2 separate regions of the Homo sapiens genome follow, and region 1 is linked to region 2. The links are chromatin loops, found by intact Hi-C in ENCODE. Cell type or tissue: K562. All regions are shown on one strand. Links, peaks and the distances in the headings refer to the core of each region. The heading gives the core; the rest is flanking DNA.

Region 1 (15,294 bases), core at 2,540-10,539, 560 kb before region 2:
AGCCCCCACTGTGACTGTATTTGGAGACAGAATCTTTCGGAGGTAATTAAGGTTAAATGAGGTCACCCGGGTGCAGTGGCTCACGCTTGTAATCCCAGCACTTTGGGAGGCCAAGGTGGGCAGACAGCTTGAGCTCAGGGCTTGAGACCAGCCTGGGTAACATAGTGAAACCCCGTCTCTACAAAAAATACAAAAATTAGCTGGGCATGGTGGCACCAACCTGTGGTCCCAGCTACTTGGGAGGCTGAGGTGGGAGGATGGCTTGAGCCCAGAAGAAGAAGGTTGCAATGAGCCAAGATTTAGCCACTGTACTCTAGCGTGGACAAAAGACCAAGACCTTGTCTCAAAAAAAAAAAAAAAAAAAGTTACATGAGGCCATAAGGGTGGGGCCTTAATCCAATAGGATTGGTGTCCTTATACGAGGAGGAAGAGAGGCCAGAGCTAGGCAGCACACTCTCTCTTTCTCCCCCAACCCCACCTCCCTAGCCACGTGAGGATAAAGCAAGAAGCCAAAAAGAGAGCCCTCACCAGAACCCAACTATGCTGGAGTTTCATTTGGGACTTGTAGCCTCCAGAATGCAAGAAAGTTAATTTCTGTTGTTTAAGCAACCCAATACCAAACTATAGTATTTTATTATGGCAGCTTAAGCAGACCAATACTGAGTGGCTCAGAAAACAGACCTGCAGCCAGGAGTCAGTGAGCTGGGTTTGATCCCAAAAGTGTTTCCTTTTTTATGGAACAGGGATGAAAACAACCTTCCATGCAGGCTCATCATGAAGACTAAACCACATAGGTGATATGTAAAATTTCTAGCCCATTTCTTGACACTAGGAAATGCCCAATATGGGGCACTTCAAATTGTCCAGCTTTGTATCCATCCCTGCATCCAATATGAACCCTTATATATGCCGGGATGCTCTGCAAATATTTGCACAAAAAAATTGAAATCCAACTGGACATACTAAGGAACCTGTCTGTGTTTTGATTTTTTTAATTTGTAAAATGAAGTTGTTAATGCAAACGAATGTTTCTGAAACCCATCTAGTATGTTTAACACGATCTAAACAGGAAGTGATTTTATGGTAGTCATTTCCATGTTAGTATAAGCAGATTTCAGTTATCATTCCCACAATTAGATGTTTGCATGTTAAACTATTTACCAATAATTATGAAAAGGAAGCATGTGTAACTTTTTGAAATATAATGTCTCTACAACCAGATGGAAAATATTTGGGAGAGGTAAAGAGGGACAGTGAGGTGCTTTTTTTTCACCTGGAATGACAATTGGTTCTTCTCAAGGCTTTGACGGGAGCCTAAGGTAAAGAGGAATGAGAAAAGCAACATGTCTCTTGGCCTTCATAGCTCCCTTAGGGAAGGAAGAGGGGACAGGTGGCTGTTTTGTCTACTCATTGGTACCCACAGTGGTATGCTAGAGCTGGCTCATTCCAGCTCTTCAGAGCCACTTGTGCACTTCCCTTCCCAGCTCCATGTTCAGGGATATCATGTTGGTGGCTTAAAATTGGCCATGCTGGGAATTTACACCGTGGAAGGTGTGATGGTCAATAACTGAGTGTCAACTTGATTGAATTAAAGGATGCAAAGTATTGTTCCTGGGTGTGTCTGTGATCACGAAGCTGGCGATAACTATCTTGATCTCACAGCATTGTGCATATAATACCCATGTGAAGGTGTTGCCAAAGGAGATTAACATTGGAGAGTCAGTGGACTGGGAGAGGCAGACCTACCCTCAATCTGGGTGGGCACCATCTAAACAGCTGCCAGCACGGCTAGAGAAAGCAGACAGGAGAAGATGGAACAGCAGACTTGCCGAGTCTTCCAGCCTTCATCTTTCTACCCTGCTGGATGCTTCCTGCCCTCGAACATCAGACTCCAAATTCTTCAGCTTTTGGACTCTTGGACTTACACCAGTGGTTTGCCAGGAGCTCCTGGGGCTTTTGACCACAGACTGAAGGCTGCACTGTGGGCTTCCCTACTTTTGAGGTTTTGGGACTCAGACTGATCCACCACTGGCTTCCCTGCTCCTCAACTTGCAGACGGCCTATGGTAGGACTTTACCTTGTGATCGTGTGAGTCAACAGTCCTTAATAAACTCCCTTTCATATATACATATATGCCATTAGTTCTGTCCCTCTAGAGAACCCTGACTAATACAGAAGGCAAATGCTACACATGAGGGCATCCCTCACTTCTCTGGAGAGTCAGTTGTTAAACACTTACCAGGGCCATGGCCCAGAGTCACTACTACTTCCCAGGGAAGGAGCAAGGAGCAATGCGAACTGCCCTTCAGAAGGGTGGAAAATGGATGGCAGAGGAGTTGGGTAAATGCACCAAGAGAGTCAACAAGGTTAAAGAAGGCCAGAATTTGTATACATGTGCCATGTTGGTGTGCTGCACCCATTAACTCGTCATTTAGCATTAGGTATATCTCCTAATGCTATCCCTCCCCCCTCCCCCCACCCCACAAACCTGCACATGTACCCTAAAACTTAAAATATAATAATAATAAAATTTAAAAAAAAAGAAGGCCAGAATTTGGAGTCCATTTTTGTTTATTTTTTTGAGACAGAGTCTCACTCTGTTGCCCAGGCTGGAGTGCAGTGACAGGATATTGGCTCACTGCAACGCCCACCTCCTGGGTTCAAGCGATTCTCCTGCCTCAGCCTCTCAAGTAGCCGGGATTACAGGTGTGCACCACCACGCCTGGTTAATTTTTATACTTTTAGTAGAGACGGGGTTTCATCATTTTGTCCAGGCTGGTCTTGAACTCCTGATCTCAGGTGATCCTCCCACCTCGTCCTCCCAAAGTGCTAGGATTATAGGCATGAGCCATCGCGCCCTGCTAGAATTTGGAGTTTAGACAGAAGATCTTTCTTTATCCCTCACCATTTTTGAGGTTCAGTGTATATTTGAGATCTGATTCCGATAATTAAACCATGTGTGGTATTGAGAAAAGTATATTCATGGATATCTTTTTACCCAGTAACTCCACTGCCAAAACACCTACCCCCAATAAAAGTATAAAGAATCCGTGCAAGGATTTAGGTCATCAGGTGGCTTCACACAATGTGATTGTCATAGAGTACAGCCTGGAACCATCTCACATCCTGCAACAAGGTTCTAGTTACCTCTGTTACGGTGAACCCATGCAACCAGGTACTGTCAGTCTTTAAATATTCTTCTAAAACTTGATTTCTGATAGTGTGGGAGAGGAGTCATGACAAGTAAGAAAAGTTACAAGGCAGAATGATTTTAATAAGAGTTGTATAAAATGTAAAAATCCATAAAGGTTATAGAGTAGTTAACTTTGAGTGGTGGGGTTAATGGTAATTTTTTTTTCCTTTGGTGCTTTTCTATATTTTCAAATTTCCCCATGGTGAGAATGGATTACTTTTTGAAATAAGAAAAAAAAATGAAATACTGCTTTTGGTTTGTTTGTTTTGTTTTGTTTTTGAGATGGAGTCTCTGTCGCCCAGTCTAGAATGCAGTGGCTCCATCTCGGCTCACTGTGACTTCAGCCTCCTGGGTTCAAGTGGTTCTCTTGCCTCAGCCTCCCAAGTAGCTAGGATTACAGGCACGCACCATCACACTCAGCTAATTTTGTATTTTTAAGTAATTTCTCCAACTAGATAATGTAGCAACTTAAAACCTAAAATGTGGTTTCTCTATATAAAAGGAGTTTGAGGCCGGGCGTGGTGGCTCACGCCTGTAATCCCAGCACTTTGGGAGGCCGAGGCGGGTGGATCATGAGGTCAGGAGATCGAGACCATCCTGGCTAACACAGTGAAACCCCGTCTCTACTAGAAATACAAAAAATTAGCCGGGAGCGGTGGCGGGCTCCTGTAGTCCCAGCTACTTGAGAGGCTGAGGCAGGAGAATGGCGTGAACCCAGGAGGCGGAGCTTGCAGTGAGCCGAGATCGCGCCACTGCACTCCAGCCTGGGCGACAGAGCCAGACGCTGTCTCAAAAAAAAAAAAAAAAGAGTTTGAGGCCGGGCGCGGTGGCTCACACCTGTAATCCCAGCACTTTGGGAGGCCGAGGCAGGCGGATCATGAGGTCAGGAACTCAAGACCGGCCTGACCAACATGGTGAAACCCTGTTACTACTAAAAATACAAATATTAGCCAGGTGTGGTGCCTGTAATCTCAGCTACTCAGGAGGCTAAAGCAGGAGAATCGCTTGAACCCGGGAGGTGGAAGTTGCAGTGAGCTGAGTTTGCACCACTGCACTCCAGCCTGGGCAACAGGGCGAGACTTGGTCTCAAAAAAAAAAAAAAAAAAAAGGTAGTTTGAATTAATGAGATTTAACAAACATTATGCCTAATAGGTAATATAACAAGGGCAATGAAATCACCAATTGTATCTGAAAAAACAACCATAGCTATTTCTTTCTCCTTCCTGTATCTTCCTCCCGCTTCTTTTACTGATAATATTTACGGATCATTTTCCACGTATAAGCCTTGGAGCCAAGTAAATTAAATAAATTAACTCGTTTATTTTTCAGAACAAAACTATGAAATAGATACTACTTGTATCTCCACGCAGAAACATACAGAAACAGAAGCTTAGCGTCAATAAATGGCTTGCCCAAATTCTCATTGCCAGTAAATGCAAAACTCTAACCCTAGTTAATAAAAGCACACATTTTGTATTAGTAAATAATCAAATTAAGCCTTGTTACTCACATGGTTGCCCCTTTAAGGAGTTGGTAGCCTCAATGCTCAGAAAGTTAAGCTCAAATATGTACTTTTAGTTCCATGGATTCCTTGTGTTGTGGTCACAGTCGAAGACTAAACAATTGCAACACGATGACCCACACTGCAGATATTTATCCAAAAACACAAAGGAACTTTTCACCTATCAGCTATCAACACGACTTTAGAGACAGTCAACAGGATTTTCAGTTGGTCAGGCAAGAACTAATCATTGAGGATCTCGTGTGTACATGACACTGTTACTAAATTCTGGGGCTACAGCAGCAAAATAAGGTGAATATGATCCCTGCCCTTATGCAGTCTGTAGCCTTGTAAGAAAGTCTAAGGAATTCAATAAGCAAGATAAACGCTGTGATGGAGAATTACAGGCTTCGTTGTGAAGCTGTCACCCTCTTGACATAATAATGGTTATACTCATAGCTACATTCAGTCCCGGTTTAACTTGATCATCTTTTATAAAACTGACTATGCTTGGCAAATTTTTTTGTCCACAGGGTAGATTCATTGCATGCACTCTTCTGGGACTTGATAAACCAATTTCTAAATGTTCACAGACTTACAAAGTAGAATAGACCAGGACTCCTGCAAAACACCTCTTAGTAATACGGAAAGAGTTTGAGACTTAGTAAAAGAATGACAATTACACGGGTGGCTAAAGGAGTGGCCGCTTCCAATATTCCTCTTGAAAGAAACATTATCACCCCCCACTGCTCGGCCCCCGCTCCTTTAATAAAAGACTACGCTTTCCATCCTGGTACCAGAATTCCAAGAAATCCCTCACACACACCCCAAGGAACCCCAGGATTGCCATTTCTCCTTGCAGGGAGAATCTTTCAGTTTGACATCTGGCTGGCTTTATTGACGGATTTCTCATGCACTTCCCTTTGCTGCAATATGCACACTATCCAGCAGAGGGCAGGATTATACAACACATTCTCCCCGTTAGACCTAAACGAGAGGATGGCACAGACCCACCAGCGTCAGAGGAGGTTAAAAAGCACAGGACACATTTTTGCCTGTGCGCTAAGAGATGACAGCATGAGAAATATTAAATACTTGGAGCTGGGACTCAATATGCCCGAGACCTGGAGTCAGTCTGGTAGTCACTTCAACTGTGGATTGCAATTTTCCCAAATGGATGGTGAAAGTTTTCTATTAGGTTGCAAAAGTAAGTGCAGTTTTCGCCATTAAAAGTAACGGCCCTCAAATCTGATTTCTCCTCTAAATTTCTATAATTCTACATTTTGGCGTATTTGATAAATAACCCTCAAATTTAATAAATGACCCTCAAATCTTATTTAATAAATGACCCTCAAATCTTATTTCTCCTCTAAATTTCTATAGTTCTACATTTTGGCTTATTCTGAAGTAACTCTCCTGAAGTTGTACTCTTTCTAGAATACAAATTGGACCACGTGTCTCCCTGGTTTAAAATCTGGGAGTAGGAATTTAGAATGTGAGATCATTCACACCTAAGGGATCCAAATCTCTCCTTCAAGTCAAGAGCAAAATCTTCCTCCCCAGTTTGGGAGTCAGAGGTTGTGTTGGTTATAGGAGTAATAATAATAATAATAGGACAATATTCGTTGATGTACCAGGCAAGTGCGAAGTGCTTTACGTGAATTAATGCATGAATTCCTCTCACTCACCCAATGAAGTCAATATTCTTACTATCCCTATTTTTAGATGAGGACAAAGAGATCCCTATTGTTAGATGAGGACAAAGACAAGAGATGAAGTGCATTGCCCAAGAGCATGCTGATAGGAAATGGTGCCACTGGGTCTAAACTCCAGAGAATGGGCTCACAGCTGCTCTTATATTGCCTTCAATGACTTTGGAGGTGGGAGAGGAGCTGACCAAAGACAACTACAGGACTTTGAACTAAGACATGTTAATTCATTCACTCATTCACATACTCTCTCAAAGACATACCAAGTGCCTACTATGTCCCAGGTACTTCATTAAGCACTGGAATCCAAAAATTTGTAATGTAGCATCCTGCCTAGTCACATGGGTTTCTGCCATAAAGTTCAGAAGCCTGGGAGTAAGAATAGGGAAGGAAAATTCACTACTGACACAATGTTAAGGTTTTGCTGGGTAGGCACAGTGAAAAGTAGAGTTCAGGGTATGAAAGGTGCTAGGGAGACAGTGGTTCAGGCAACCAACCATGAGGTCCAGCTAAAAACATGAGCACCCTCCTGATCTGCAGCCTGGCCAGTGTGTTATGAATCTGCCCCACTTCCCAGCTTTTTCCCAGCCAATCGTTCTATTTTGCTAACCGGGCTAAATGCCTCAGGCGAAGGACCAGAAATACTGGATTCCATCATAGCACAGATTATGCAACCTAGGGAAACCATTCACCATCTCTGAGCTTGCTTCTCTCATCTATAAAATGAGGCACCATTCAGCTCAATGAGTAGAAAAATATTTATAGAGGAACACAGTGTGACAGGCACGGTGCTTCATGCCAAGAACATAAGAAGATATTTCCTTCCTCAAATAGTTCACATCTGAACACATTCTAGATGTTTCTAAACTATAATTACAAAACAGTGCTTCTATCTCTGATAGAAGATTCTACAGGACACCACAACTACCGTTACTAATAGCCTATGTTTTGTGATACCTAATTTGGGCCAAGCTCTCCATATAAATTATTTTTATAATCCCTCACGATAACCCAGTGGGGCCGGGTGCGGTGGCTCACGCCTGTAATCCCAGCACTTTGGGAGGCTGAGGCGGGCAGATCACCCGAGGTTAGAGTTCAAGACAAGCCTGGCCAACATGGTGAAACCCCGTCACTATAAAAATACAAAAAACGTAGCCAGGCATGGCGGTGGGCGTCTGTAATCCCAGCTACTTGGGAGGCTGAGGCAAGAGAATCCCTTGAACCCGGGAGCCGGAGGTTGCAGTGAGCTGAGACGGTGCCATCGCACTCCAACCTGGACAACAAGAACGAAATTCTGTCTCAAAAACAAACAAACAGAAGCAAAACAAAACCCTCTGGAACAGACGTAATTTTTATGTTTTCTGACAGAAAATCTGAGGATTAAAAAATGTCAGGTACTCACTGTATTAGATTATTCTCACACTGCTAATAAAGACATACCCGAGACGGGGTAATTTATAAAGAAAGAGGCTTAATTGACTCACAGTTCAGCATGGCTGGGGAGGCCTCAGGAAGTCCACAATCATGGTGGAAGGGAATGCGAACACATCCTTCCTCACGTGGCAGCAGCAAGGAGAAGTGCAGAGTGAGAAGGTGGGAAGAACCACTTATAAAACCATCAGATCTTGTGAGAACTCACTCAATATCATGAGAACAGCATGGAGGTAAGTGCCCCTATGATTCAATTACCTCCCACTGGGTCTCTCTCACGACACGTGGGGATTATGGGAACTACAGTTCAAGATGAGATTTGGGTGGGGACACAGCCAAACCATATCATTCACCAAAAGTTGCAATGATAGTAGGAGATACCAGGCACAGTGGCTCATGCCTGTGATTCCAGCACTTTGGGAGGCCGAGGGGCAAGGATTGCCTGAACCCAGGAGTTCAAGGCCAGCCTGGGCAAGATAAAGAGACCCCATCTCTACTAAAAATACAAAAAATATTAGCAATGCACCTATAGTCCCAGCTACTTGGGAGGCTGAGGCGGGACGATCACCTGAGCCCAGGACATCAAGGCTGTGGTGAGCTGTGATTGTGCCACTGCCACTCCAGCCTGGGAGACAGGAGTGAGACCCTGTCCCAGGAAAAAAAAAAAAAAAAAAGCCTGGCACGGGGACTCACACCTGTAATCCCAATACTTTGGGAGGTGGAGGTGGGTGGATCACTTGAGGCCAGGAGTTCGAGACCACCCCTGGCCGACATGGTGAAACCCCATCTCTACTAAAAATACAAAAATTAGCTGGGCGTGGTGGCACACACCTGTAATGCCAGCTACTCAGGAGGCTGAGGCCGGAGAATCATTTAAAACTGGGAGGCGGAGGTTGCAGTGAGTCGAGATCACACCACTGCACTACAGCCTGGACGACAAAGCGAGATTTGGTCTCAAAAAAACAAACAAACAAACAAAAAAAGGTTGTAACATGTGGTAGAATCAGAACTCAAAACATAGGCGTGGTTGAGACTAGTGACTGTTCTTAATCACTGTGGAAGCCTGGAGCAGAAGACCCAGCTCTCCTAGGAGGTGAAAGGTTAAGTCTGAAATGTCATGCGATGCCTGCTTGGATTCTTGGGAATGATCTGTGCTGATCTTATAAATCTCTCTCCTAGACTTAAATTTCTCTACATACCTTTCAGTCCTTATCCAAGAAAAGTTGGCTTAATACATACAACTAGAATCGAGGCAAATTAGACTCCTTTAAATGCGTCCATAATGTCTGCTTCATGGCTCTTCAAAAAAGACATGCGATCCTGTGAAATGCTAATTTGATACATAACCAAAGGAAAGTAACATGCTCTTGTCTTGGCTAATTCGTAGCTGTTAGTTGAGCAACACCGTTTATTTCCAGGGCTAGCCTTAGATATAGCACAATTATAGAAAAGGGCTGTCAGCACTAATTGCTCCATTGCATGCCCAAAAAGTTCTACAGAATCTGAAATGCTGACAAACAGTCCAGACCCACTGGAAAACATCTGCAAATCATAATCTTTTAATTTCAATGAACATGGTGGAAAGTTTCAGCTTCAATGACTTACTAAATCCCTGAGCCATCTTAAAGTCTTGTGTTCTTTTCTTTCCTAAGCCAAAGAATAAAACAGCTTTGAAAGTTGTGTTTTTTAGAGTGTGGAGCCAAAATGACTGCTATAGTTGTTAATGTTTAAAATGACATTTCAGATATGCCATCTAACCTAAATGAAAATTTTAGAAGGCTATTGATCATTATAAAAATATTTTTAAAGATATAATTTATATACAGTACCATAAAATTCATTTGTTTTAAGTGTACAATTCAATGATTTTTGCAGTAAATTTTCAGTTATGCAACTAGTGCCATAATCCAGTTTTAGAACATTTCCGTTAGCCCAAGGAGGTCCCTTGTGTCAGTTTGAGGTTATATGCCTCATTTCCACCTCCAGTAACCCCTAATCCTCTGTTGCTAAAGTTCTGCTTTTCACGACATTTCACGTCAATGCCACCATAGAAACTGTGTTTGCATCTGGCTTCTTTCACTCAGCATATGTTTTTCAGATTCATCTACATTCTAGCATGTAACAGGGCTTTGTTCCTTTTTTATTCCTGATTAATATTCCTTTTATGGATGCAGTTCATTTTGTTTAAGCATTTACCATTCAATGGATTTGTGATTGTTTCCAGTTTTCAACCATTACAAATAATGTTGCTATGATAATTCATGTCCAAGTCTTCATGTGGACACGTGTTTTCCGTTCCTTTGTGTAGATACATTGTAATAGAATTGCTGGATTATATAGTAAATTTATGTCTAATTTTTAATACTTTGAATTTTATTTATTTATTTTTTTTGAGACTGTGTCTCGCTTTGTTGCCTAGGCTGGAGTGCAGCAGCATGATCACTACTCACTGCAGCCTCACCTTCCAGGGCTCAAGCGATCCTCCCACCTCAGTCTCCAGAGTAACTGAGACTACAGGTGCATGCCACCTCACCCAGCTTTTTTTGTTTTGTTTTGTTTTGTTTAAAGAGATAAGGTTTCCCTATGTTGCCCAGGCTTGTCTCAACCCCCTGAGCTCAAGTAATACTCATGCCTCAGCCTCCCAAAGTGTTGGTATTACAGATGTGAGCCTTTGTGCCAGGCCTGAACTTGTTTTATGTGTAACTTTTTAACAAACTGCCAAACTGTTTTCCAAAGTGGCTGCGCTATTTTACATTCCCAGGCTGGTCTTTATTTATTTATTTATTTATTTTGCAGGAGCGTGGGTAATTTTTTGTAGAGACAGGGTCTTGCTAAGTTGCCCAGGCTGGTCTCAAACTCCTGGGCTCAAGCAATCCTTCCACCTCAGCCTTTCAAAGTGTTGGAATTACAGACGTGAGCCACCGTACCTGGCCTCTCATACTGGTCATTTTTAATAAGACAAATGATTTTCTTAAAAAAAAAAAAGAAAGAAAGAAAAAGGAGCTATAGTGTGAAGGAAAAAAAAAAGATGCCCTGTAATTACCCCTGGGACAAAGGTGCTGTAGAAAACAGAATGTTAGCAGGAGCATGAGTTTCCTGAGTTGTTTTAGGAACTCCAAAATGCTGGGAATTTCAACTATCTTTAATCCAAAGAGCCTTCTGGTTTTAAGCTGCTTCGAACCTTGTTCTTGCTCCATGGTTGGGGAGAAGTTGAAAGGGAAACGACTGCTAGGTCTCTTAGTAAGTAACCCAGTAATTATATATTCAGATTGTCACCCTACCCTACCCTTCTACATTTCCCAGCCATGCCCTGGCCCATTCCTCTTTACATTTACAACAGCTTTCTGACTTATCTTACTGGCTCTGTGCAACTACCTTGAACTCCACTCCCACTTCTAAACCTGAGTGAAGTATTCTTTTTCTTGGTTTTCCTAATACCCTGTGTATGCCTTTTATGATAAGATTTTCTAGCCTCTCTCAAGGAACTATACTTTACTTATTTTTATCTCTTCAGTACTCAGTATAGACTTTGCCTCATTGTGTATACTCAATCATATTGCATGGACCAATGAATGCATTGATTAACACAGAATAAGCCCTATCTATTAAATGCATCATGGTCTTAATCTCGTTAACTGAAATATGTTACAAATAAGGATAGCTTTGAATATCTGTCTAGTTAACTTCTGATTTTCTACAAAAATAACTAGAAACTGAACCTAGAATTGGCTGTCAGGTCTACAAAAATGCTGCTGGTTCTATCTCTCATCAGCTTTGTGGCCTTGACCTCGTTACTAAATTTTGCTAAGCATCAGTTTCTTCACCTGAAAGCATCGCTATAACGATTAAATGAGATAGTCCATAAAAAGTCCTTGGTTATTATTTTATTACATCATCATTCTAACAATTATTGAATACTTACTACAATTTTTATGAATATGAGTACAGAGGTTGATGTGTCTTGCTCATAACTGTAATATTCTGGCCGTTATGGTGGCTCACACCTATAATCTCAGCACTTCGGGAGTCTGAGGTGGAAGGACTGCTTGAGCCCAGGAGTTCGAGACCAGTCTGGGCAACACAGAGAGACCCTGTCTGTAAAGAAAATTGAAAAACTAGCTGGGCATGGTTGTGCACACCCGGAGTCCCAGCTACTCAAAAGGCCGAAGCAGGAGGGTAGCTTGAGCCCAGGTGTTCAAAGCTATAGTGAGCCAAGATCACACCACTGAACACCAGCCTGGGTGAGAGAGTGAGACCCTGTCCAAAAAAAAAAAAATAAATCCATATTCTTTGCTACAGGGAATTGTGAAAAGTAATGATGCATATCGCAGTTCTAGAAATTTTTGGCTTTCGTCTACATAACGGTCTCAGGTCATCCAACCTCCAAATTATAGTCATCTATTGAGAGGCTGTGTGAGAGACAAGATCCTAAAAGCCAAAGGTAATGAATGATGAGGACTATATTAATAATGCACACACACTCTCCTCCATTTCATTCATATCCCAGTAGAAACTTTAAATTTCAGAACTCCCATTCAGGGTGATTCTCACCTAATGGAGGCTGGTTTCAGCACAACACGCATCAGCCGATACTCCCGACTCCACACAGCCAGGCTTGCACACATTTATTATCAAGAGCTGCAGCTTGTCTCCGGCGGTTTGACTGGCTGCTACCCACCTCCTCTTCAGTGTTTCTCAGAGGAAGCAACAAACTCCGCTGGAGCACTCTGTGGAATCCTCAGATGGAGAAAGGAAACCGCCACGGTGCAAGTGCGTTCACCACGTGTTACACACACTTTGAAGATGATGGGCTTGTTAGGCTGCAATACATCCTTGGTGTTGCATTAACTAGCATGATTCCTCATCCAGCTTCATGAAACTACCTAACCATGGCCCATGAGGTGCACCCCAGGTACATATATAAACATACACATTCCTATAAAACCATTTTTGGAGGCAAATTTCTATTTGAATTCTCACCTATCCTTTTCTAGTCATGGGCAAGTTATCTAGCTTTTCTGAATCTCAGTTTCTTTATATGGAAATGGGGATAAAATGCATTGCTGGGTCGTTATGATAATCATATGCAATAAACATGAAACTGTCCAGCAAAGTGCATGACAAGTCATAGTTGTTCAATAAATAATATTACTGTGATTACTAGTAGTATTACTATTCTACAATGTATATATGAATATGCTTACACACACATAAATATGCCATTATGCTAAACCAATTATTCAGCAATATATCGTAAATAAGTATCCTGTAGCAAAAATCTCCCAAACGTAGAGATGGGAAAATAAAGGTAAGTTTTCCTTCAGACCCCCGTCTTTATTTAGTTTGCATAGTTTCTTTTGCATTGGTCCTCCTGTTAGCACTGACTGGTGACCACTGAGCTAGTGTTTTTTGTTTTTTACATGTATAGTCTGATTGCCTGTCATGGATGGTGATGTCACTGAGTCAAAGTAAATTATCTTGTTGATAATAGGAGACAGCCCTGACCCACTGATGCCTAGTTACCTCATGAGAAAATCAAAAAGTGGAGAGAAAGATGTCTGGGCTGTGGCTGCTGAGGCTTCCTTAGCCCCAAGTGTCCGAGTCAGGGATGTGGCTCCAAGATTCCATGTAGGAAAACATTCATTGAGCACTTAACACCCTCAGAAAACTGGCAGCTCCTCAACCCCACCCACCTCCTTCCAAGACCACTCAATTTCAGAACTCACTTCTCAATGAGGAAAGAAAATTGCCCAAAGAGGTTTGGAGTGTTTTTTTTTTAATTTTTCATTTCAAGCAGAATATATTCTCATCAGTGGGAGAGGATAGTCTAGCATCATGACTAATAAAAACTGTGTTGTGATTTTTGACACTACATTTTCCTAATTGCTTAAAATGTGTTCCACAGTGCTATGTAACTGGCATTGAGACGTGCAGTTATGGGTGTACTCAACAGATGTCAGTTGCCCTCCATTTAAGCAACTTAGAAACAACCAAAAATAAATGTGGATTATTGAATGCTGGAGAGAAAGCGAAGATATTAAATATTTAATTCTCTGAACATAATGATGTAGTTGATTTTCTGTTCTTCTTAGCTGCCGTTTTGTCATTTTGCATCAGTGATCCTGAGAACACATTCATTATTCTGGAAGGCTCATTGGATGTTGCTATGGAGACCAGAGCTGCTCTGACATATTCCCCCAGGCCCTGTTTGCTGGCTTTTTCAGTAAACACTTAATTATGCGTTGCATTCTGCAATCAGTGTGGTTGGAGGAGACTTTCCTTAGCTGATTTCAAGCTAAATATGAGTTCTCCTTACAAGCGGATGCTTTCGTAGGTCTGTTGAGTGTGATTTTAATAAATGGAGCAAAATCAAGAAACATCCAAGAGAAAAATCAAACAAAGAAGAAGGCAAGGCATCAGTCTAATTACCTTCAATAGCCTAGCGGTATAAAAGCTTTTCAAAGTCGTATCAACAACCTTAACTCTACTAAAAACCTTGATGGTTCGGAGAAGGAGAAAGATTCTTCTATACCATATGACCCAAGCAGGCAAATCAAACAAATAAAAAATTTGTTTAGGAGCATTCTATCTAGGAAGAAGGTATTAATAAATTATAAGATCCTTTTTAGGTCAAGGATTCTCAATGCAGGAATGGGCTTCTGAGGTCTCTGACCAAGCTCCACTCCTTCCATAGGTACATGAAGAATATTGTTTGCATGCATATGTGCATCTTTGTAGAAAGAAAGTCCTTAACTTTCATTATAAACTGAAAAGCCATCAGATAAAACAAATGGATCACTGATCAATTGAATACTAGTGAAAAATACTCTATCTTTCTCTGAGGAAGCATATTAACTCTTTCTCACAATGTATGATTTACCAAAATAAAGAAAGCATTTTGCAGGAGGGAACCAACCCCCAGGGTATGCTTTATCCAACTGTGAATTTTGATAGATGCACTTGGAATTCTTCCTCATTTGAGAGAACAAGTGCTGGGTTAGAAGCCTGAAATAAAGATAGAAGCTGACCCACACTCAGTATTCTAAGTCACGACAAAAGCTGTGCCAAATGGATCACCCAGTTTTACTAAACTTGTTTAATTCAGTGAAGCCATTTATTTGGCAGATTCTCCAGAAACTGTATTTGATTTTCTCTTTAGTAGGTATTTACTAAGTACCCGGCACTTCCTTATACACTCTCAATTTTATGTTCTCTTTGTGATTTTGGTGTAGGTGAAACTAGAACTCGGAGGCAAGTGTTTAGAGCCAGGCAAAACTCAGAATTGAAGCAAATTTGAGAATGAAGGAGGTATGTGGGGACTGCCAGGAAGGAAGGATTCACAGCTCAATAGCATGAATGTGAGCATCCAGGCAGCAACTTTTGGTGCATAACACACCACACCAAAACTTGGGGGATTAAAATCACCCCTATTTCTTATTATGTCTCATGGTTCTGTGAGG
Region 2 (15,294 bases), core at 2,784-10,783:
AACATTTCAGATGACTTAAAAATTCACCTTGTAGAACTTTTAAAATTGAAACTTTCTGGTGAACATCATTAGTTGACAGATATGTCATTGAAGTTTCATCCTTCTTCATTTCAGAGTCTGCTGGAAGACCCTTCATTTACCACTCTCTCCTTCCTGGAGGTGTGGAAATACTCTACCTGGGTGAGGCTCTCGTGGCTTTTTGTGCCAAGTGTCCGTAAACTTCAACTTAATTGTTTTAAATCCTTTGTGGTGATTATGCGGAAGGTCAAATCTAACAGGAAGCTCCATGTCCACTTGATGTGTACTTACTTCTATTTTTGCACCTTGTGTTGTTTGTTATCCTGAATTATGCCAGGGCTGGTTTGTGCTAAGATACTTGTTATTTGACCTCATAATACCAGCATGTCCCGTTTGTATAACCCTCTCTGTAGCTTCTTCCAGCATGTGATCATACATCTACCTAACCTCTCCCATTGGTTGAATTTAATATACTAGTGAATTTTCCATTGCAAAGATGAGGTTACGAATCATAGTGTTCATACTCAGAAGGACTTTATAAATATTTTGCCTTTTTGAAGTATATACAAGAAATGAAAAAAAAAACAGGAATAAATAAAAAGAATAAAAAGAGCCAGGACTAGAACCTACAATTCCTGACTCTTGATCAAATTGCTTTTCTTTTTAACTCTAGTTAAATATTTTCCATTCTTTTTAACTCAAGAAGCCTTTGTTTTTGTTGTCATCGTTTTATGATTAACTTATATCTGGTCCTTTAGACATTTAGATTTTTTCTGTTTTATCTCTCTCTATATGTATATCTGTATATATATTTATCTATATCTATATAGAGATATATATATATATATAAAATAATGAATGAAATGGACTGTTTGCAACCTCAGATGTATTTCTAGGACTTAGAGTGATTAGCTTGAGGCGATGGTAGTTTCTGTTTTTGGAGTCTCTGTAGGTCTCAGACTCACAGTCTGTACTTCTTGTTTTGGGGGCTAATTAAGTGGACAGTTTCAGTGTTGGTAGCTCATTTAAGCCATAAACATGCAGACCATGTGGAATCCCATTAGTCAAACCTTAGCAGAGTGCCTTGATGAGTACCTCCTTTTCTTTCTGAATTCTATTAGTTGATGCTTTGTTCTTTCTCCCCAAGAGCCATATCTCAGCTATTTCTTTTCATTTCTTGTGTATAGTTCAACATCTTTCTTTCTTTTTTTTTCTAAACAGGATCTCACTCTGTCACCCAGGCTGGAGTGCAGTGGCATGACCATGGCTCACTGCAGCCTCGACCTCTGGGGCTCAAGCGATCCTTCTGCAACAGCCTCCCTAGTAGCTGGGACTACAGGTGCATGCCACCACACCCAGCTAATTTTTATATTTTTTGTGGAGATGGGGTTTTACCATGTTGCCTAGGCTGGTCTCGATCTCCTGGGCTCTAGCAATCCTCCCACCTCGGCCTCCCAAAGTGTTGGGATTACAGGCGTGAGCTACCGTGCCCGTGCCCGGCCTTACGTTTCAGCATCTTTCAATCCATCTAATACGCAGTGCCAGGGAAGGTTTGTGAAAACATTTGAATCACAGAGTCACAAACAGTGAGAATAGCTGCAGTTATGTTTGTGATGCTCTAATGAACTTACAAAAGGCCAGGCCTAGTATTTCAGCTGTGTCCATGATGTCTCTGATGGAAATGGACAGGTAACATGATGTACACAAGCATTTGACTGTTGCATCCTTTGATTGGGCCATGTTCATGCAGCCAGCCTGGGAAAGCAATTAGTAGTTTTAAGCATGGGAAATCATATAAAAGTAAACTAAAATTGCATTTGAATTAATTGATGAACATGTTTGCTTGACCATATCCTGCTGTTAGGCGTCTTCAAGTTAACTTAAGTGGTTGATAAAACTTTCCAAAAAGAATACTATCAACTGCTGAGCACCTGTTGTCAGAGTTGTGGGTAATTCGCAAAGGTTTTCAAATGGAAAAGTTGTTTTCTCCTGCTAGGAAGCATGGTCTCAGATCCACTTCTAAGGTCAGTGTGAAAGGGAAGGCAAATTCACTTTGAGCAGGGGAGGCATGATCTGGAAGATAAAGCAGCTAGGAGTATAGACTAGGGGGCTGATGGAGGGGAACACCTATCACAATATGTGTTCTCACACCAATGGTATATATTTTCCACACATTTAGATTCTCCATGCCACTCCTTATCTCTTTAGTGCAGAAAACGGAGAGGAGGTTCAGTATTCTTAAGAAACTCCCATGATTGCTTTGAGGCAATGGATTTAACAGGTATCTTTATCCCTTATTTACGCACTGACTGTGGTACTGAGTCATCCCTGGTGTTTCTGGATTTTATTGGCAATGCCAAGAGAGCAGGAAGACTGGGACGTGAACTGACAACATTTATGATTCTGGCAGCTTGACATCACCCAACTGTTCTCTTTGTTTGGTTTTGCTTCAGACTTAGTTTAGTTTTGTTTTTTAAGGGCTGGGGTGGAGGAGAGGGATTTGCTCTTGCAGTTTTCCTTTCAAACCAAACTCTTTCAAAGCCTTTTGCAAACTCTTTTATGGATTTTACTCACTGGTTGAGCAAGAGTTACTTATGAGATGTGGCTTCGGCATTTTCACAGTGTCCATAAAAAAATGTATATTACTATGCATTGCACATTTGCCACTTAGAATTTCTGAATGCAAATTAATCAACTTGCAGCTGTGACTAACAATAAAACACAGGATAATGTACCTACAGAAATGAGGGCATTGGAAATCCGCTCTCAGGTGGCCATCGAAAATAGTCAGCCTGAGTGTTGCTACCTGTTTTCCATAATTGTGTAGCTTTGCCTTTCCTTAGTTAATCTGTTCAATAAACTCCTCTGCAGAATCCAAATGCTTAAATTCAGTTTCTTTTTGTCTTTATGGTGTTTTTCATTGTTAACGTGGCATCGGAGTAGCTCGACTTTTGCATCATGATAAATTCATAACCCAAGAGAAGGCAGAAAACATAATTATTATCAATTGCCTCTCTCCTGGAATTGCCATTGGCTGAGTGGAACAAAATACGAACTTAAGGAGTAGCTGATTCAGAGAAATCCAGGGTAGGAACGGGTCCCATCTTGATTTCAATGTCTTTTTTGAGGAGGCCTTCCCATTGCACTTCTCTTCAAGTTTGCCCAGATAGTAAGTTCTACTAGACATGTCAATTTTTTCTGAGGTCTAATCTTGATTTTTTTTTTCCTGCACAATATGGAATTCAGTGTTTTTATTTAATCATTCAGTAAGTCTTGACTGCCTGCTATGGAGGTTAAGCCCTTTACTAAGTTCCAAGGATGTACCTGTGAATAAGGCAAGTTCCTTTTTATCATTGTCTTTGCAGTCTATTAGGGGCTACACAATTTAAACAGAGAATATATATAAAATGGTAGAAAGTACAAGTAAGTATACCTTATTTTTTTTAAAAAAATGAATGTGGTATTTCACCCACAGCCTCAAGAATCACTTTCCTTAAAATTGCCAGAGTAGGAAAACTTACAATTGAAGAATTTCAGGTATTTATGGGAAAAATAGTATTAGGGCAATTGCGGTCAAACACATTCGTCTGTTCGTTCAATTACAGCAGTAAGGATGGAAGTCTAAAGAGAGTTTCTACGTGATCTTATTTATCCTGCATTTATAAATACACAAATTCTTGTACAATTAACTCAGTTTTTCACTCCTTTCTTGCTTGCAACTTGTCAGGTCGTTCCCTCCCCAGTAGTTGTGAACTTCTTTATGCTAGCTTCTTCCATCAGGGGCTCACAACCAGGGACTGTAGAGGTTTGCAGAGGTAAATCTTGGTAGATAAGGATTTTATGAAAAGGGAGCTCACTGTTGGTGAAAAATCCTTGTTTCTACAGATTTTGGGTCAAGATAAGAAAAATTAACTTTTAAAATCTGAGGAATTTGGAGATTATCTCCAGGGGCTGAATATATTTTTATGGGAGAAATAAAATGGATAGTTTTAAACTTGAATTTAGTTTTTCCTAATGGAGGCCCTTTTGAAGATCAAATGGGATCTGTAAAAACTCTTTGAAAAATGTAGACTGCTTCTTATGTGATTCTTACTGGTCTATTATTTATCAAGAAATTAAAAAGGAATGAATATCTGTAGCTGTTTTTCTTTTTCTTTCTTTTCTTTTCTTTTTTTTTAAGATGGAGTCTCGCTCTGTCACCGGGCTGGAGTGCAGTGGTGCTATTTCGGCTAACTGCAATCTCTGCCTCCTGGGTTCAAGCAATTCTCCTGCCTCAGCCTCCCAAGTTGCTGGGACTACAGGCGTGCGCCACCATGCCCAGCTAATTTGTAATTGTTTGTTTCTAAAAGGATATTCAGTGCTTCCACTGTCTTTTAGAAGTCTGTAGAAGGAAGGCCAAGAAAGAAATACCCATTATTTTGGCTGAAGATGATCACTTTAGCTGAAACCAGTTCAGGTTCAAACTCAGACATTGGTGCTATTTTCATATATCTGAAATGTTCTGAAAAGATTACTGACGATCAACATGCTGAACTGACATTTCACAGATATGCAGATTTATTCATCTCTGTTCAAGGTATGCCTTTTCCAATCATAATAGCCACGTAGAGGACATTAAACAAATATTTTATTGTGGTAAAAACACTTAACATGAGACCTACCCTTTTAACAAATTTTTAAATATATAATTTATTATTATTGTTGACTATAGGTAAAACAGGACATTTTTAACGTGCTGTGGTGGCCTATTGGACTTTCAGCCTCCCTGGGTGTATTTCGCTGTATATGTGTACCATGTCAGCTTACCCTAGAATTTGAAACATTTTCCTTTGATGATTAAATTTTTTTTTTTTTTTTTTTTGAGATGGAGTCTTGCTCTTTTGCCCAGGCTGGAGTGCACTATCGCGATCTCGGCTCATTGCAAGCTCCGCCTCCCGGGTTCATGCCATTCTTCTGCCTCAGCCTCCCGAGTAGCTGGGACTACAGGCGCCTGCCACTACACCTGGCTAATTTTTTTGTAGTTTTAGTAGGGATGGGGTTTCACCGTGTTAGCCAGGATGGTCTAGATCTCCTGACCTGGTGATCCGCCTGTCTTGGCCTCCCAAAGTGCTAGGATTACAGGCGTGAGCCACCGTGCCTGGCCTGATGATTCAGTTTTTACCCCAAGATGCAGTATGCCTCAGTCTCACTAAAATATGCCAATATGTTCTTCTTCTTGAGGATCAGGGCTGATTTCTTCTACTGGGAAAATGTATCCCCTGTGTTTGGCCCCAGAGGCATCAGGGTAACCTGCTCTCTTCCATTCTCAAAGCAGAAACAGTGTTCCTAACATTCTAAGCCTGGGAATAGGATGGCAGGTCGTGGGACCAGCATTTTAATTACCTAAAGGGAACTTATTGATTTTAGTCCAGAACACGGTGGGGAGGAGTTCATATTCTTTTTTTTTTTTGAGTCTGGATTTTAGAATAAATTCACTGTGTACATAGCTATTCCATCTTTAAAAACCTTTGTGAATGTTAATATACAGCCTTTATAAATTTGAGGTATAATGTTCAAAATGCTCTAATCCCTAAATTTTCCAGTCTAGGTTATTATACTTTTATGACTATTCATTTTGATGTAGGCCTTTTAAAATCAATTCCTCCCTGTTATTACAATGCTGCTTTATGGTATTTGTGATATATCATATGAATATACTTGAGGGTCATGAGAAGTTCATATGTGTGTGTGTAGTGTGGGCCCCAGACTTTCGCCATACCGCTGGCTAAAGTGGCCATGTTTTTGTACGTCTCTGCAGAGCTTACAAGTTATTCAACAGCCAGATTTCTATTCTGATATGCCCTTTTAGTTTTCAAAGCATCGAAAAAGGGTAATCTTTAGAACCGAAGTATTTGGAAAACTCCTAGACTTGAATAAGGTATTTTTGAATTTGAAGAGCTAAGAACCCATCAAATCAAAATGCTAATAATTCTTCCAAGTCAAAAGGTAACTCTCATTTTATTATGCATTGACCACCATTCACTTTCTGTTGGACTGCTTTTGGAAAAAGAACCACAAGTCTCTATTTTTAAAATAGAGGTACAATGATAAAACAAAACAAAACAAAACAAAAAAACAACAAAAAAAAACCCACACAGGTCTCATCAGCCAAGGGATTTAAAAATCAAATTTAACTTCAAAAAACTGAAGTTGATATAGCAGGATCTTGGAGATGCAGTTTCTTCACTTTTCTTTTTTTTCTAACTGAGGGATTAAGGATATAAACCCAACTTCAAATTTCTTTCTGGGTGGTCTTGAAAACTTAACAGTAGGTCCTGTAAAGAGGTGGGGGAGAGGAAAAAGAAATCCTTTACTCTCATCTGCTGGTTTTAAAATGAGAAAAATACACACACACACGTAATGATGTTCGTGATGTTAATGGAGGGAAATATCATAAATAATTAAGAATTTAAAATTATTATAAAATATTTAGTATTATTGTTGTTACTGTTATTAGTAGGAAGGGGCCTTGCCATGCTTCCTTTCTTCAAACAGCTCAGTACTTTAAAATCGAGTGTGGCTGTGTTTGTCAGTCGTGGTTTGTGTTCTTTGATTTGTTCTGCATGTTCTTCTTTTGGAGAGGATGTGTCACTTTGCCAATCTTGGTCCTTGCTGTTGTCTGGTGGAGGGAAACAAGCCTGCCAGGCCGGCTCATCTGACCCCTGGTGGCAGGGAGTGGAGGTGCACTCAGGATGCTCTTGGGGAATCATAAAGGAGGTTAAAGAAAGGGACAGCAGAACCCTGACAATCCTTGCCCCTAAGCATGGAAAAGCCTCCGGACCGGGTCTGGAGTGCAACAGAGGCCCCTGACCTTGTCTCTAGCTCTCTGTCTGCATCTTCAGCGTGGCTTCACTGGTTTCTAAGTCTCTGGTGTCTTTTGTCTTTTGCAGCCGGCTTGCAATTGCCTCCTTCTAACTCTCAAAAGGATGCATGGGATGGGTTCAGTGTAGTCACTGTTGTGCCTTTTGGACAAGGCTTTCCAGCCAGGCCACCCTGTTTACAAGGCTGTCCTCACGTCATGGGCGCTCATATTGTCCAGACTAGATGGTCAAGGTGATTGGGGGAAGGAAGTCACAGAGCCACCAATTACTAAGGAACTGCCCAGAGATCCTGCCTCACTGGGAACCTGTGAGTGGGCTGGTTTCCCCCAGCAGAGGGGCTGTAGCATAGCAGGTACCCACAGGAGCCTGGGCATGGCCTTTTTCTCTAAAGGGCTGGATAGTCAATATTTTTAGCTTTGTGGGCTTTATGGTCTCTGTTGCAACTTCTCAACTCTCCTGTTACAGCAGGAAAGCAGCCACAGATAATATATAAATGGACGGATGTGTTCCAATAAAACTTTATTTATAGGAACAGGCAGTGGGCCAGATTCAGCCCGTGGGCCATAGGTTGCCAGCCTCTGACTCTGGTGTTCAGATCACAGACTTTGGATGTCTCATATCTGAATCTTTCTAATCTCGTGATAGGGCAAGGTAATTAAAATGTTAATACGTTAGTTTTCTCACTGTCAATGTGTTCTATGACATCATTTATGCAAAGCATACAAAGCTGAGAATAAAGTCTCAGCAAATGCTAGTTTCCTGGCCTCCTTATACATACTTACAAAGGATGGTGGGAGATAGTTTGAGATTTGAGGCCTCTGAAGAATAGGTGTTTTTGTGATGATTTTGGCTTTTCAGTTTGACAGTTGGCTTTGCTTTTTTGACAGACACATTAAGAGCTTCAAGGGTCATTTCATGGTTTGTCCTTTCCATGTCAGGGACACCTTTCACGTGGCCATTTTAAGCACAGGAATTGCCTTCAAGTAGTTTACTCGTACGAACTTGTCTGTAATCATCTTTCCCCATTTGGATGGTGGGTTGCCCATTTTAATTCAAGGTTTGTCTAATGTGTTAGTGCATATTCTTGGCTCAAGCAGGATAAGACACTAGTAACCATGAACCTGTATATCAAAAAGCGTGACTAGAGTTTCATAGTTAAACATGTGCTGAAATCCACAGTGGACACCAGAGAGGGTCATGGAATCTGGGAATGGATGACTTGTCCCATGATGATAATATCTGTGTTCCTACGGCTGGGCCCGGTGGCTCACACCTGTAATCCCAGCACTTTGGGAGGCCGAGATGGGAGGATCACGAGGTCAGGAGTTGAAGACCACCTTGATCAATATGGTGAAACCCTATCTCTACTAAAAATACAAAAGTTAGCCGGTGTGGTGGTGCATGCCTGTAATCCCAGCTACTCAGGAGGCTGAGGCAGGAGAATCACTTGAACCCAGGAGGCGGAGGTTGCAGTGAGCCGAGATCACGCCATTGCACTCCAGCCTGGGTGACAGAGTGAGACTCCGTCTCAAAAAAAAAAAAAAAAAAAAAAATCTGTGTTCTTGCCTGGCTTATTGAGCTCCATGGTAAATGTTCAGAGGCTGCAGGAATGATTCAAAGTCTGACTGATTTATGTGCATTGGGCATTTTGTTGATGTCATTCAGATTAATGATGGCACTGAAAATGTGTAATGGAAATGAGAAGTTTGTATCCTGCCTGCTATACCATGATTCCAATTTAAGAGGGGGTAAAAATATTGCACTTTTTAATCTATTGTTTTTTGAAAGAGACTGTTTAAAACACGTAATTTTGCTAAGTTATGGCTCATATCGTATTTGTTATTTTGGTTTTGAAAAATTGAGTAGGAAGCAATTGCGTTCTTAAATGACTTGAACATCAAAGGCAAGTAGTGTCTTGTTTTAGGAGCAGCCAGGCTCCTATCCCTCTGATCCAGCCAAGTGCTTTCACTTGGTCCCACTCTGGGGAATCACCAGTGGTTCTCACTCTGGGAGAGGCCCCTGGTTGACCTGGAATGACCTAGACCAGCAGTCACAAGCTCCTGCCCATGGACAAAATACAGCCGGTACCTCTTTGGCTATGGCCTGCAGGCTCAGAATAGTTCTTACATTTTCAATCATCTGCAAAAAAGAATAAAGAGGAGAATATTATTTCTTGAAGGAGGAAAATGATATGGAATTCTGATTTCAGTGTCATAAAGTTTTGAATTTCATCAATAAAAAATTTGCAGAAATTTGTTTTTCTCTCCTGTTATGTAAATACCTCTGTAATAGCCTCGGTTTTGCCTCTTGGCTCACAAAGCCTAAGTTGTTTACTATTTAGCCCTTTACAAAAAAAGTTTGCCAGCATCTGATGTCCAACAACAATTTTCAGTCTTTTTTGTAGCTCCCAAATTCTCTCATTAAACCAGATCCCTTGAGGGAAGCCTGGTTTACAAAATAGATTAAGTGATGTGGCTGTTTGGAGCAGGAGGCTGTGGTCTGAGTCTTGCTGGCCTCAACCCTCAACTCACTTCCACACCTTACCTCCTGGGGATAAGGCTGCCTTCGTCTAGAAAGTGCCTCGGTTCCAGCTTGGAAATATCCATGTACAGTCCCTTTTTTGTTATTCCAAAACCCAAAGAGATCTGAAAAGCAAAAACAAATTTATTGTATATTTATAGCAAATTTATTTGGTGGTGAAATTTGACTTCAGCTTTAGCGTCCCTGTTTCTCCTTTCTAGTGTGAATGTTCATTTTGTTTTGTTTGTTTTTTTGAGGCAAGGTCTCACTTCATCACCCAGGCTGGAGTGCAGTAGTGTGTTCACAGCTCAGAGAAGCCTCGACCTCCCGGGCTCAGGCGATCTTCCTGCTGTAGCCTCCCAAGTAGCTGGGACTCCAGGCATGTGCCACCATACCCAGCCAATTTTTGTGTCTTTGTAGAGATGCGGTTTCTCTACCATGTTGGCCAGGCTGAATAATCATATTTTCACTGAAGAAATAGAAATGTCATTGTTATAGGATGTTGCCCCAAACCCCGCAAAGGTATTTTGTAATATGCAGTATATGTGCTAAATTACTTTTTTTGTTGTTGTTGAGATGGAGTTTCGCTCTTGTTGCCCAGGCTGGAGTGCAGTGGTGTGATCTTGGCTCGCCATGATCTCTACCTCCCAGGTTCAAGCGATTCTCCTGCCGCAGCCTCCCGAGTAGCTGGGATTACAGACATGTGCCACCACACCCGGCTAATTTTGTATTTTTAGTAGAGATGGGGCTTCTCCATTTTGGTCAGGCTGGTCTCGAACTCCGGACCTCAGGTGATCTGCCCACCTTGGCCTCCCAAAGTGCTGGGATTACAGTACCTGGCCCAAAATACCTTTCTAACATGGAGGAATTAGGAATACTGAAGGCATCGGCCCCCAAGGGTTTGATGTGCTCTTGTCCCCAAGGCCTGCAGATTTGCATCACCTCTCCACTTCGTGGACTCCTCGTACCTGCCTGATTCCAGGATGCTCTAACCTGGCCACGCATCCCCCGTGGATTCTCAGCTGTTGTGTGTTTCCTCCTCAGGTGGCCACTGTGTCTGGTGCTCACCCACATTTTGGTTCATCCTGACTTTGCCTCAGCCTCCCCATTCTGCATTTCTCCCACGGCTTCTCCCAGCCCTGGCCCAGTGACACTGTAATGTGGACTGTGGCATCCCCTGAGTCTAAGCTGTTGACCAGCTCTTGATGGACAGATGCTGGCAGAGATGGGGAAGGTGCTGTTCCCTTCCTCCTGGGAAGGGCAAAGAAAGCAGGGTGGTCCTCCCATCCCCGTGAGGAAGGAAGAGCCTCATTCATGCTGAGACCCTGATGGAGAACTGGGTCCAGGGATAATGTTTTGTGTTCCTGCTCATGGGACTGGTGTGTTATTGTCAAGGGATCTTACAGGCCTTGCTTCCCAGGCCCCTCTATCCCCTCTGTTCTTGCTTAGGCATTAGTGATTTGGTTCTTCTAGCTTTTTTTCTTTTTTTGAGACAGGGTCTCGCTTTGTCATACAGGCTGGAGTGCAGCAGCGCGATCTTGGCTCACTGCAACCTCCGCCTCCTGGGTTCAAGCAATTCTCCTGTCTCAGTCTCCTGAGTAGGTGGGTCTACAGTCACATGCCACCACGTCTGGCTAGTTTTTGTATTTTTTAGTAGAGATAGGGTTTCACTTGTTGGCCAGGCTGGTCTCGAACTCCTGACCTCAGGTGATCCGCCAGTCTCAACCTCCCAAAATGCCGGGATTATAGATGTGAGCCACCACACCAGGCTGGCTCTTCTAGTTTTTGAAGCTCACTTTTCTTTTTTCCTCAAGACTCACAGGGAATGGGACCAGGCACCTGTCTTTATACATTCTCAAAGTCCATGGTGACGATGCCATGCTCCGGTTCTAAGCCAGTTGGACAGACACAGGCAAGGGAAGCTGTCAGTGTGGGTGTGAGTTGCAGTGTAAGGGTAGTGGGTGGAATAGCGTCTCCCCAAAATCCACACCCACACAGAATCACAGATGTAACGTTATATGGAAACAGGGTCTTTGCAGATGTAATTAGCTAAGAATCTCAAGGTTAAATCATTCAGGCTTTAGAGTGGGCCCTAAATCCAATGACGGTTATCCTCATGAGAAGAGGAAAGCAGGGGGCACAGTGGTGGGTGTGCCTGCAATCCCAGCTACTCGGGAGGCTGCGGAGGGGGCATCACTTGAGCCCAGGAGTTCATTGCCAGCCTGGGCAATATAGCAAGACCCCATCTCTTAAAAAAAAAATAACACCAAAAGACAAAACAGAAAAAGGAGGAGAGGACACAGAGGAGAAGGCTCTGTGAAGTCAGAGGCAGAGATTGGAGTGATGCGTCTACAAGCCAAGAGATGCCACGGTCATGGGCAGCCCCCAGAAACGAGGAGAGAAACCTGGCACGGTTTCCACAAGGAGTCACCCCTGCCAACACCTTGGTTTCAGACTTCTGGTCTCCTGAACTGTGAGAGTCAGTTTCTGTTGAGCTTGTGCTGATACGCTAGGGCAGCCCTAGCACACTGCCACATCTGGTTTCCCGGAGGAACTTCACAGGGTCTTTGTTCTTTATCTACAGTCTCTGGAAGTCTCAGCAGCCTCCTGTGTTCGCAACTGTCATTCCAGAGCAGCCGTCTCGTGTTATGCATTTGCTTACTCATAAGCAAATATTTCACAAGAACCTGCGAGGGCCAGGCTGGGCCAGGCAGGTATTGCAGGTGCAAGGATCTATATAAGACAGTGCCCTTTAGAAGATCCCTGTCTCATTGAGAAGCGTTGAGTAAATGGGTCTCTCTGGTCATTCTCTCCAGAACATGAAGCCAAAGGGCTGAGAGGGAGAGACTCCAAGAATGAATTAGTGTCCAGCAAGGTATCGCTTGTCTCAGGATGACAACTTGCAATTTGGGGATCTCTCAACGTCCTGACCTCCATCTCAGTGGGCATGTTCCTCACCTGGCTGGCTGCCCCTGCTTACTGATGCAGCCTCCTGTCACACGGTACTCACCTCTATTCACTGTATTCCACCAACACTGGCCTTGGGAGCCAGCAGTACCCCCATTGTACAGATGAAAGTCTTGTGACTGTCAACATTAAAATGAGAATGATATTGACCCATGATACTTACCCACCTGTTCAGTGGATTCGGTGTGCCGTCAGCATGGTTCCCAGCACATAGTAAGTGCTCCGTAAATGTCAGCATCTATTATTATCATTTGTGTTTTTTTTTCCCCTTCTCTGCCTTCCTTTCTCTCCCTCCTTGGTCTGCTTCCTCCTGTTGCTATCAGAGCCTGCCTGCCTCATCCTTGTTCCAGCCTTGATGGTGATGATGATTGTGGTTGCTGTTGCTATTTGTTTTTTTGGTTTGTTTGTTTGTTTTGAGAGGGAGTTTTACTCTTGTCACCCAGGCTGGAGTGCAGTGGCGCCATCTCGGCTCACTGCAGACTCTTCCTCTTGAAGCTGGGGAAGTTCAAGCAATTCTCCTGCCTTAGGCTCCTGAGTGGCTGGGACTACAGGCATGTGCTACCATGCCTGGCTAATTCTTTGTAGTTTTAGTAGAGATGGGGTTTCAGCATGTTGTCCAGGCTGGTCTTGAACTCCTCAGCTCAAATGATCTGCCCACCTCGGCTTCCCAAAGTGTTGGGATTACAGGCGTGAACCACCACGCCCCTCACGCGCAGCCACTGTTGCTATTGATGATTATTATGACATCATTGCTCAGATTCACTTGGCTCAGAGAGGGCGGAGTCAGAGTGACCCAGGTGGTCACTGCTCCCCTTCTTGTCCATCAAATCAGCTGCCTCCAACAGCATTGCCTGGCAGCGTCACGTAGTAGCCCTCTCCCTCACAAGGCTTTTGAGGCAGACAAATGCCACTGATAAAGCAAAAGCAAATGTTTTGGGTGAATTCCCCATAGCTACACTAGATTTGAGGCTGAGAAATGGAATGCCTGTCATTGTTGACTGAAAAATACAGCTCTCCTAATAGAGTCTTGGTGCAGGAGCTGTTAGCCTTGCCGCCCTGCAGACTTGAAGAATTGCGACGTCGGCCTAACATAATTTTGGTAACTTTGTCTGCTTCTGCCTCGGGTAGAAATAATTCAGATTTCACTCTCCATTTTCTTTAATGGGCTAAACAGCCACTTTGTAATACCTGTATTTTATTAGACATAATTCTGGATATTGTTTCTGCAGCGTTTTTGAAAAGACAAACCTGAGAGAGCCCAGCTATTTAACTTAAGCAATTTTAAAGTTATTTGTAAAATGATATGCTGTCTTTTTTGACCCAGTTACTTTATAAAGCTACATTCTTTGGCAAACATTAACACAACTTCTCCGTGTGTGGGCTAAATAAATATTCGGGCAACACTGATTGAGCACTGCCTTGGGTAAATAATTCTCTCTCCACACATTTCCTAGTTTATAATGAGGAGTTTTCTTCGTGGTCTGACCAAATGTAACATTCCATTGAAAATGAGACATAAATCCTTGAGTGAGGGAGACGTGGAACCAGGGTTTGAGGAGGGTTATTAAAAAGGTGAGGGTAGCAGGGTGACCTCCTGAGTCCCCTGCTCTCCCGAGCCTTCTCTCCTCTCTGGAACCCATGGCTAATAGGGGACAGGAGAGAGCGGAAGCAGAAAGAATAAGAGATATGAAAGCCAGCCGGGCACAGTGGCTCACGCCTGTAATCCTAGCACTTTGGGAGGCCGAGGCAGGCAGATCACTTGAGGTCAGGAGTTCGAGACCAGCCTGGCCAACATGGTGAAACCCTATCTCTACTAAAAATAACAAAATTAGCTGGGTATGGTGGTGTGCGCCTGTAATTCCAGCTACTTGGGAGGCTGAGGCATGAGAATTGCTTGAACCTGGGAGGTGGAGGTTGCAGTGAACTGAGATCGCACCACTGCACTCCAGCCTGGGCAACAGAGGGAGACTGTCTCAAAAAAAACCAAAAACAAAAAAAGAGACATGTGAGCCTTCCCTTCCCTCTCCCCATCCTAGCCTCCTCTCACCCAGGTCCATTCTTCCACTGTCATCCCATGATGCTCTCTTGCATTTTAAAGTTTGGAAGCCCTTATTCCTTTGTTTTGTTTTTGAAATACAAATATCAACATTTTTATTGTTCTATAGTAATACACGTTTCTTCTATAGTACATTAAATCACAAGAGGTAATAGTGTATCTACTAACACCTATACTTTTGAGTAGTGTTGAGTGTAAATGATATTTTGAAATATCTGCAGTAACTGATGTGATATGCAAACATCTGTGATTTCTTTTAATTTTTATTAATTTTCATTTTTTAAAAAACTTTAGTTTCTGGGGTACTCGTGCAGGGCTGTTAAATAGGTAAATGACATGTCATGGGGGTTTGGTATACAGATTCTTTTGTCACCCAGGTCAGAAGCATGGTACCCAATAGGTGCTTTTTCGGTCCTCTCCCTCCTTCCACCCTCTACCCTCCAGTAGGCCCCAGTGTCTATTGTTTCCTTCTTTTTTTGAGACAGAGTCTCACTCTGTCTTCCAGGCTGGAATGCAGTGGCACCATCTTGGCTCACTGCAACCTCCACCTCCTGGGTTCAAGCGATTCTTGTGCCTCAGCCTCCGGAGTAGCTGGGACTACAGGTGTGCACCACCATGCCCGGCTAAGTTTTGTATTTTGCGTAGAGGCAGTGTTTCTCCATGTTGGCCAGGCTGGTCACGAACTCCTGACCTCGAGTGATCTGCCTGCCTCGGCCTCCCAAGGTGCTGAGATCACAGGCGTGAGCCACCGCACCTGGCCTATTGTTCCCTTCTTTATGTGCATGTGTACTCAATGCTCAGTTTCCACTTACAAATGAGAACATGTGGTAGTTGGTTTTCTCTTCCCGCATTAATTCATTTAAGATAATGAAG

The links. Peaks named below come from ENCODE experiments on the same cell type or tissue, not always from the same donor. Only the 100,000 strongest peaks of a DNase experiment are listed, where the experiment ranks them.
Region 1: it touches region 2 in a loop (4-fold over the local background); 6 of 110 quality-filtered maps call a loop at or near these places.

What each region holds. Positions count from the first base shown.
Region 1 is chr16:77,670,270-77,685,563 of GRCh38, forward strand. No RefSeq gene overlaps it. Among named protein-coding and RNA genes, the nearest start is that of NUDT7, 45 kb to the right of the region's middle. RefSeq lists an enhancer at 13,677-13,846. In K562, for the core only: a CTCF peak has its summit at 5,646 (motif pointing right); a DNase peak (open chromatin) is centred at 5,672; H3K27me3 peaks cover 369 bases.
Region 2 is chr16:78,228,666-78,243,959 of GRCh38, forward strand. The region is part of intron 5 of WWOX (WW domain containing oxidoreductase); the gene reads left to right. WWOX-AS1 (WWOX antisense RNA 1) reads right to left here and starts at 13,086. Exons shown (of 4, transcript NR_184272.1): 1 at 12,533-13,086; 2 at 9,423-9,523; 3 at 8,967-9,017; 4 at 5,997-6,332. RefSeq lists a silencer at 11,907-12,201. In K562, for the core only: a CTCF peak has its summit at 6,720 (motif pointing left); a DNase peak (open chromatin) is centred at 6,716; H3K27me3 peaks cover 641 bases.